Regions from separate parts of the Homo sapiens genome. Here region 1 is linked to region 2. Evidence: chromatin contacts called from ENCODE Hi-C or POLR2A ChIA-PET data. All regions are on one chromosome and are shown on one strand. Each heading gives the region's core, a stretch centred on a gene start or an enhancer-like site at or near the end of the contact. The rest is flanking DNA. Distances are from core to core; before and after follow the strand shown. Region 1 overlaps UBAC2 (UBA domain containing 2). Region 2 has its middle 22 kb from the start of DOCK9.

Region 1 (4,619 bases), core at 1,853-4,352, 290 kb before region 2:
ATTACAAGTGACCCGGTGACAAGGCCATTATTTTGAACCCAGGGAGGACTACATGAGTACTCATAAGAACTGCTGCCAATGGAAGGTTTTCATTAAACTCAGAAAAGCAGGTTGCTTAAAAGACAGCCCCCAAATTTCTATTCGATTAAGACCTTGCTGATCACTGACTACATGCCACTTTCCAAGTCCTCTACAGGCATCATCTTATTTAACCCTCACTACCTTAAGACATGGTATGACTATCATCCCCATCTTGCTGATGAGGAAACTATAGCAACAAGGTCACATGGTGTGGCAGAGCCGGTTTAATCCCACACTCTCCGGTCCCAGAACCTGTGGCCTGACTTGGAGCATTCATGCCACCACTTACTGAAACTTGGTTAGTAAGAGGTTCCACCCTGTAGCCTGAGCTCCATTCCTCCCTGTCCTATGTCCTCCAGGGCCTTGGACATCTCCCCATCACCACATCTGAATTCAATTCACCTTTCCCCTCAAGCCCCTGAATTTCTCTACAAACTCTACCTGCATTCTCTGTCACCCACATCTGATACTTTTCTCTCATTCATGGGATTCAGGTGGTGAACAAATCCCTACCTGGGTGCTCTCCTCTTAAATGCACTCTTCCCTATCTTTTCTTTTTCTTTCTTTCTTTCTTTTTTTTTTTTTTTTGGTGGTGAAACGGTGTCTCGCTGTCACCCAGGCTGGAGTGCAGTGGCGCAATCTTGGCTCACTGCAACCTCCACCTCCTGGGTTTAAATGATTCACCTGCCTCAGCCTCCTGAGCAGCTGGGATTACAGGTGCCCACCACTGCACCCAGCTAATTTTTGTATTTTTAGTGGAGATGAGTTTCACCATGTTGACCAGGCTGGTCTCAAACTCCTGACCTCAAGTGATCCACCTGCCTCGGCCTCCCAAAGTGCTGGGATTACAAGCGTAAACCACTGCGCCCGGCCTTGCCTGTTTTCTTTGCCCACTACCATCATCCTAGTCCAGACACTGGCCTTGGCACACCTAATTACAACCTCTTTCCCCCAGGCCTCTTGATGAGAGTCAGAAACTTTAGCCTTTCTTTAGGATGCTGTACCAGAAGCCAGCAGATTAACAATAATAAATACTTGCTAACAATTATATAGCATAGTGCTTTAAGCACTTTACATATAAAGTGCTCATTCAAATCTCACAAGAATGCTGTGAGGCTTGTTCTATTTATCAGTCGCACTTTCCAGATGATGAAACTATGCTCCAGAGAGGTTGAGTAACTTGCCCACGGTCACACAGTCAGCAAGTGGGGAGCCAGGCTCTACACTCTGGGGTCTGGCTCCATGGTCTGCACTCTTCATCATCGTATTTTCTCTCTTAAACAAATAAACAGATATGTTCCAGGTCCTCAGAAAGCCTTAAAAGAGACACACACTGCTCACCAAATATCCTCAAGTTCCTTGGGGGTGGGGAGGAAGAGCAGGTGACTACCTCTGACCAATGGGTTGGGGGCAAAAGACGCGTGTGTCACTTCCAGCCCGAGGTGAGAGGGAGTGGCATTCTCCTCTGCCACAGTGTTTGGCAATGTTCTAGATGGTGGCACCTTTGTCAGCCTGGGTCCCTGAATGAGTAAGTGAGAACTCCCACCCCATGCCCCACCCAACTGCATTAGACAAGTGTGCAAACAAGAAACACACTGTGGATTAAGCCACTGTGATTTCAGGGTTATTTCGTGGCTGCAACATAAGCTAACCTGTTCTGATTAAAACAGTGTTTAACCTACTTGGAATGAAAAAAAAAAGACCAATACACAGAGTGTAAGAAAAGAAAAATGCAGACACTATCCAGTTCTCTTGGCAAACAATCTTCCTTAATCCCACTTTCATTGTGTCATTTCATGCTCAGGGATTGAGAATAGTTCCCCATGATCTACCACATCAAGTCCAAGTTCCTCTCCCACACTTTCGACTCCCTCCAACCTGATTTATCTCCATTGCCCAATATGGGCCTTTCAAGTTTGTCTAGTTGGTTTTGTCTGTCCTGTGGATAAAATGTTTGGTTCTCTCTAGTGGGATTCTCCTGCTTCCTCCCCTTCTTGTTTACACTTACATCCAAATCACACCGCCTCCCTTAATCCTTCTTTGACTACTCAAAGCCATCCATCTTCCTTTCCTCAACTTATCTGGCTTTTACAGTATATGCCACATAGTTTTAATTTAGATCTTACAACAAAGGAAGAAAAAAGACACTGGCCTGGAGATGGGTGGCCTGGTTCTGTCAGACTCCAACCCAGCTCCATCCCACTTTGTCCAGTCTTTGAGCCTTTCTAGACTTCAATTGTCTTGTCAGTGAAGTAAGTGTTAGATAATAGGCAAGCTCTTTGCCAGCCATCGTACGGTCTATGGTCTATTATTTCATGTGCAATATTCTTGTATCCCTCAAATGAAACATAAACTCCATTGGGGAAGAGACACTAGCTTTTCCTTCTTTCTATTCTGGATAGCACTGGGCATGACACCCTGAACATAGACAGTGCTCCAAAAAATACATGTTGACTATAGGTCATCAAATATTAGCTGAGGAGATTATATGATTTGTAGTTTTTAAGTATGGTAAGAGGTTGATATTATTACATGTCATAATTTGTTAGGCAGCAACAGATAACTAATACTTGCTTGGTACTAAAATGCTAATCATGGAAAATATATTAAATTAGAAATTAGAATGACATTTAAATCAGTCAGGATTTATTTTCCAAAATGAAACTTTTCTGTTGAGAGTATAAGAGGAGCACCACTAGCTTTTCCATTTCCTTCCACATGTAAAAAAGCAGCATATGACTGCTATGCTACTTTATCTCTGATAATGCATATCCAAATGGAGAGAAATCCTGGCAATACTGTAGTTGTTAGAAAGAAGAAGCTGTTTAAGAGGGCAATACAATAAATTATTTCCTTTTTGTTTCAAGAGTTCACCTTCCTCAAAAATTTTAAAGCTGTTGTCTATCTGCATGCTAACTGTGTGGCTTCTCGTAGTTAGTAATGCTCTTAGACATCCTGTCCACTCAACTGAAAACCACTCCAGAGCAGGGGCCACGTTACTTTCTGCCCCACATGGCACCTACTGCAACTGATCCAAAACAAGAACTCAAGTGCTTTTCTGATTGGCTTTTATCCATTTTCTCAGAGTGTTAAAACATTTATTTCTGGTTTCTGTACAAGAATGACTTTTCCCAGGCAGATTTTGAGAAGAAAAAAGTGTGTCAGAATGAAACTACATGGAGGCTACAAAAGGTTTGAGACCTAATCTAAAAAAAGTAACATTTTGATACGTTCTTATTGCTTGAGGGCAGCAGTCCCACAATTTTCCCATCAAGTCCTGGCATGAAGTATCAAATTTTTTGGCAGGGGCTACATAGTAAAAATGTATAAGGTTACTGCCTATATTAGCCTATAAAAATAAATGCAAACAGTATGTTTTAGCATATCATATATTATATGTTCAAGAGAGTAATGAAAGTATATGCAAGTGCCATTTCATGTATTATTGCTTATTATTTTCCCCAGTAAGGGAGCAAGGGCAAGAAGGTCCTAAAGTTGAACATTATTGGTTTGTTAAAAGAACAGCAGTTAAGGCTGCACGTGGTGGCTCACGCCTATAATCCCAGCACTTTGGCAGGCTGAGACAGGAGGCTCACTTGAGCCCAGGAATTGGAGATCAGCCTGGGCAACATGGCGAAACCTCGTCTCTACCAAAAAAAAAAAAAAAAAAAAAGAAAGAAAAAAAAAAGAAGAAAGAAAGATATTTTTCCTTACTCTTGTTACAACATGGGGTGGAGGCAGAAGTTCAGGGATGGGTTCAGAAAGAACTGAGGCTGGTGTGGGAGAATCACCTGAGCTCAGCAAGTCAAGGCTGCAGTTAGTCATGATCGTGCCACTGCACTTCAGCCTGGGTGAGAGTGAGACCCTGTCTCAAAATTTAAAAAAAAAAGAACAGCAGTTAAGAAGACGACATTATCAAAACAGACCCACAGGCCTGATACACATGTGACAAGAGATCAAGGCAATCCTGGTTCTCAGTCCCAACAATCTCCTATGAGCTCTACTTGAAACCTGGTACCTGCCTGTGCCTGCACCTGACACTCAGGCCTCTGGGGAGGCCCGTAGAGATACTGGCAAATCTGAGGCAAGGGCAGGGTTGAGGGACACTGCAGGCTAACACCATGCAGATTTTAGGAACCACATGGTAAAATGAAAAATGGAAACCAGTGTCCCATTAGGGATCCAACTGTCAAATTATTTGAAGTTTGTGTGTTTGAAAAAATGATTAAAAGGTGATGGGTACATGGTAGTCATTATACCATTCTCTCTGTATTTATGTATATTTGAAAATTTCTGTAATAAATTTCTAAAAATGGTAAGTATGTTCTCTAACACATGCCCTTACTCTTGTTACATCGGGGGTAGAGGCAGAAATTCAGGGATGGATTCAGAAAGAACTGAGACACAGTTACCAGTCTCCATCTCCAATCAGTTAAGCACAGCAATTCAAATCATAGGAGAATGGGACGCGCACTGGCCACATTCTAAGGTTACATGTGAGGGGAGTCTCAGCAGACCTTCAAGGAGTCCTAAGAATA
Region 2 (4,679 bases), core at 1,726-4,225:
TCGGGAGCTCACTCTTGGTCTTGCTAAGTTTGAGTGCTTGAGGAACTTTCAGGTCAAGGACAGATCCAGCTTTCATAGGGCCCTAACATTCTTGCCAGTTGGAAGTCCCTCTTTAAGAAAACAAATAGAAAATTACAAATACCAAGTGAGGTACGAGACCATAGGGGGAGCCCCTGCAAGGGAGCATGCGGACGCTTGAGCTTCGATAACTTCCCAGCCTGCTCCTGCCTCATGGCAGATATCTCAGGCTGTCCTGTCCTCTTTCATGTCTCCATGCTGTGTCTTCCTTGGTGTCAGAAAGGCCCCAAGTCCTCCTCTCTCAGCCATAGGCTTATCATCTTGTTTTGACTGTGAGAGCTAATTAAGTTAATCCAAGAGTTACCTTAGTGTGATGTCTGGAAAGACCCATACACCTAAGGCGTGCCTTCTGATTTTCTCACAGAAAAAGTTACCCTGCTACCTCTTCTAACACACAAGAGAAACTGAATGAAAAAGCCACAAAGGGCTTGTATGGGATGAGGGCCCCAGTCTGTGATCACTACCCATGGCAGAAAGAGGATGAAAAGATACTCTCTCCATTTAGATTGTCAACAGGACTTGGTAGCTGTGTATATAATGGGCATAGCACTTCCAACTTTTCCTGTTATTAAGGAGTTCTGGGGAACTACTTTACCTAAAGTCCCTCACTGAGAACAAAATTTTGAAACCAAATTTAAGTGGTTTCTGAATAGAGATTACAAGTGGTTTCGTACCAGCAAGTAAATGTAAGGCAGTATATTTAAATAATTATCCCTTTACTACTTGCGAAGTGAGTTCGGTAGATGGGAGTGGAGAAGAGAACCTTAGAATCATTGTTTAGTCTTCATCTTTCACAGCTCAGGCTGAAGGCCTTTCCTTGCTGAGAGGTAAGTGCTGACGCCACCAGGGTAAGGGTGTATTTGGGGAAATGCACAGAAGCCCCTTCTTGTCCTTTTTTGTCCTCTCTTCTGCTGTTGCGCCTTGGCCTCTGGAACCCCAAACTGCAGAGCCTTGCCCTCCCACCCTAGGTGCTCCTGAGCTCCACTGCCACTCATCTTTTTTCACTGCCAGAACTTAACAGTTTCTGCATGTGAATGACCTCAGCTAGATGTTACGTTCTTATCTGATTGTAAAAAATCACACTATGGTAAAAATAGCTAATAGACTTGTATCTGCTAAAGGGTATTTGCATTTTGGAGGGGAGTTGTTAACTGAGGGTGGCACTGGAGGTGAATATGGAAGGTTTGGGGGCATTTTGTCATTCATTTCCAAGCTGCAGAACAAATGGAGTCTGTATGCCAGCCCATCTCTGTGCATGAGTTTCAATTTTTATTTCGAGTGAGGAGAATGATTTTACCTCATTTTTCTTCTTTCTTTTTTCAAGTATGTGACAGTTTTCTTGAGCAAATTTCAAATGTTTAACTGTGGAGGGCATGAGATTTTTAATGGTGTCCTACCGTGCTGTATCTTGCCACCTGCAAGCCACCCTCTACTAAGCTACTCTGCCAAGCAAGCCCTCAGGAGGAGAAGTTTGGGAATCTAGCACCTTGCTTTGAAAGGAGCTGAAAACATCAGCAGATTGCATTGCTGGTCCTAACATCCTGGGGCCTTGTGAAGAGAGGACAGGAAGATACTGCTTTCTCATTCAGATGCATGACCTGCTGGGGTTCTGCATTCTGTTCAGAACTGAGTGTTGCATCTTCAGAAGGACACATCAGGGCAGGAGAAGACTCAGAGAAGGGCTGTGAAAAGGATTGTGGCATATTTATAATGAGAGTTGGTGATAGGAGCCCCTTCTGCGTGTATTTTCTCCCAGATCCCAGAATCAGATCAGGTCATCTTGCTTTTACCAAACTGATTTAGGGGGTCAGGTAGGTTGAGTATTAAGGCAGGCAGAGCCCTAAACATTTTAGCTACTCCCCAAAAGTGTATATCGTCTTATTGTTGCTTTCTTCTTCTTCTTTTTTTCTTTTTTTAACCAGTTCTTTGCCAAATAACAAGGCAGGGAGTGGTCATGGTGCCTGGGAACTTTGGTGCAAGAGATTTGATACTGAATTTCCGTTTTCACTTTTCACCCTTAGCATTCAACCACCTTTTGGACTGGGCTGTTGTGTTACAGAAGGATACAGGCTTCTGTCCAAATCATACTCTTTGTGACCAGTTTTGTAAAACAAGTGGAAACGCTGATAGTTTGTGCAGATGCATGTTTATCTGAAAAATGCTGGACACCATCCAAAGGCAAAGTATGCAGGAATGGTCTTAATTTTAAAAACAACCTCTCTGTGCATCAGTAATTTAAACCCTTTTCCATTTTTATAATTTTTGAATCGCCCTCTTTCTGTTAAAAAAGAAACATGAAAAGAAAGAAACACTGAGGATAAGTTTTAGTACTGTTTATGTTGTCTGTCCTGCAACCCCAGACACGCAGGACTTGGCTCAAATCAGGCAACTGGAGAATTCAGGAGAAGGCCAGATGATCTGGAAACAAGCAAGGGAAATCATCATTCAAGAAATCCTTCTATTAGGAAATGAGATTTTAAAAGCCAATTTAAAACTATTTTTGCTTTTCTTGTTAAAAGAAGGGTTGTTTTGGTATCCTCTCATTAGTCACCTTCCAGAGAGAGAGAGAGAGAGAGTGTGTGTGTGTGTGTGTGTGTGTGTGCGCGTGCATGCGTGCACACATCTGTTCATAAGCTGCTCCTATGACCTGTGTTCCAGGTCACACACTCACCCTCTGAACATGTGAACAAGAAGATTAATTAGTTGGAAAGACTATTCAAGGAACTCAGGGAATCGCCACACTGGGCTTTTATTCCCCACATCTGCAGTGTCTTAGCCTCCATTGCCAGTGACTCTCTGAAGTTTGGGTTAGGTCTTTTTATCTCAAGAGTCAAAGGGGGAGATGATACAAATCATTGACTTCCTGTCACCCTGTTATCTGTGGTTAGGTGATTCACGTAGCAAAAGTGTGATCCGAGCTTGCTTCCCTTTCTCCAGCCCCAAGGACACTATGGTTGGCTTCCTCCACCACCCACTTATTGTGAGTTTGGGGTTGCAAACTAATTTTGACAGTAGCCCAAAGTGAAACACCATTAGGAAGATGAGCCTGGTTGCTCAGACCCACAGGGAAATCTGGAAGGCCTTGGATTGTCTGTGCCTTCGCCTCTCTCCATGACTATATGGTAATCATTGGAGGGTGAGATGAGGGGTCCCAACGAGTCTGTGCCTAGACTTTAGCAGTTGGACGATTAGGGGCCATGCAGCCTAATCTCAGCCCCATTTGAGAATGTTGCTCCTCTGTGCCTGGGTGGGTGATGGATTGGAAGAGGCCAGGTGGGTAGGGTAGGGGCTGACCTGGACCATGCTTCCTGTACCACAAGACTTCCTCATTCATGGATTTCACCAAGTCTCTTGGTTCGGAAATTCTTAAAAGGGTTTTGGAAGCTTGGTGTGAGACTCTGCCCGGATCATTCAGATGGAAACCAAGGCCATGAGTGCTGTAAGTGCATCCGAGGTTAAAAAGGATTTTCGAGTGCTCCACACATAATTGGTGCCAGGTGTTTCCCATTTGTCTCTATGCCTAGACAAATAATCAGTCTTAGTGGATACCCAGAGGGTGAGCAGAGTTTGCATCTTGAGGGTAGGGTGGGTCCTACCTTCAGGGGCTTCCACTTCATTTAGTGAATTGAGACATGTGCGCTGTGGGTGTCTGGGTGCCCGGACCTTGCTGCCCTGTCTGGCTTCTCTGATGATGCATGCCTGCCAGCTGCCATCACCCTTGCCCCAAGGCTCCACTGTCTATCCCGGCCCCACCTCAGCTGTTCTCATCTGTGACTCATTCACAGAGGTCCACCAAGTACAGAGGAAAAGCTGAGGAGAATGGCAGGTGTCACATGCATGACACCCTCACCATCACCCTGGAGATGTTTCTGTGGTTTGCAGCAAATCTTGGAAGAGCAGAATGGCCTCAGCCCTAGTCTGAGAAAATCCTCAGGGCTTTTACAGAGATGATCCTGGGGACTTAGGAGAATCTGCTGTGTTGGTCAAGGGTGGGGCTGGGCCAGTGCCACACTTTGGCAGAACAGACCTCTCGTTAGCTACGGGGCTGGAAAGCAGCATGCTTCTCAGTTATTCTCCCAGAATCCCCACATGGAAATGTTTTCTATTGTATAACAAAGATGCACAAAGTCAGGGGGTGACTGGAGTATTCCTGACCAGCCAGGGCTGGAATTGCAAGCCAGCAATGCACAGAGACAGGAAAATAATTCCCACAAAGAACAGTGAAGGCTGCCCATGGCAATCCCTGGAAATAGTCTGATGTGGATGGAGTGAGGGAAGGAAGTGTTGAGAGACCAACAAAGGATATCAAAAGAGTGGGTGGTTTTGAAGACAAACCTCATTTCACATCGCTACTGGTCTGCTCTTCTTTCACATGTGGCAAATAGGAATCTAGTGGTCAGCCAGGAGACTTACTGTCATGCCCTTGAGAGAGGTCTTCTTTACAGATGTTTAGGCAAAGCAACTCTGAGGTGCGGGGCTCAGCAGGACTGAGCTGGTCAAATAAAAGGCTTTAGTTAGAAATTTGAGCTGAATTGGTAAGTTCTTTTTTACTCCAAGTTTTCTTATTGTTTGCCTCTGGGCGTGGGGTGGGCGAACCCTGC

The links. A loop is a pair of places that touch in the nucleus more often than their neighbours do. ChIA-PET counts read pairs that join two places held with the same protein, here RNA polymerase II (POLR2A). Pooled maps may share reads with other maps.
Region 1: a pooled map shows a loop between it and region 2 (2.9-fold over the local background). The contact joins two enhancer-like sites. A Hi-C loop is called at or near these places in 1 of 50 pooled maps. POLR2A ChIA-PET finds 5 or more read pairs at or near these places in 2 of 52 experiments (Panc1 and naive thymus-derived CD8-positive, alpha-beta T cell).

What each region holds. Positions count from the first base shown.
Region 1 is chr13:99,286,779-99,291,397 of GRCh38, reverse strand. The region is part of intron 4 of UBAC2 (UBA domain containing 2); the gene reads right to left. Among named protein-coding and RNA genes, the nearest start is that of GPR183, 18 kb to the left of the region's middle. Within about 2 kb of position 3,102, at least 6 of the 41 ENCODE cell types and tissues checked have a DNase peak (open chromatin) inside an H3K27ac peak, as active enhancers do.
Region 2 is chr13:98,997,292-99,001,970 of GRCh38, reverse strand. It overlaps a transcript of DOCK9 not described here. Among named protein-coding and RNA genes, the nearest start is that of DOCK9, 22 kb to the right of the region's middle. Within about 2 kb of position 2,975, at least 4 of the 41 ENCODE cell types and tissues checked have a DNase peak (open chromatin) inside an H3K27ac peak, as active enhancers do.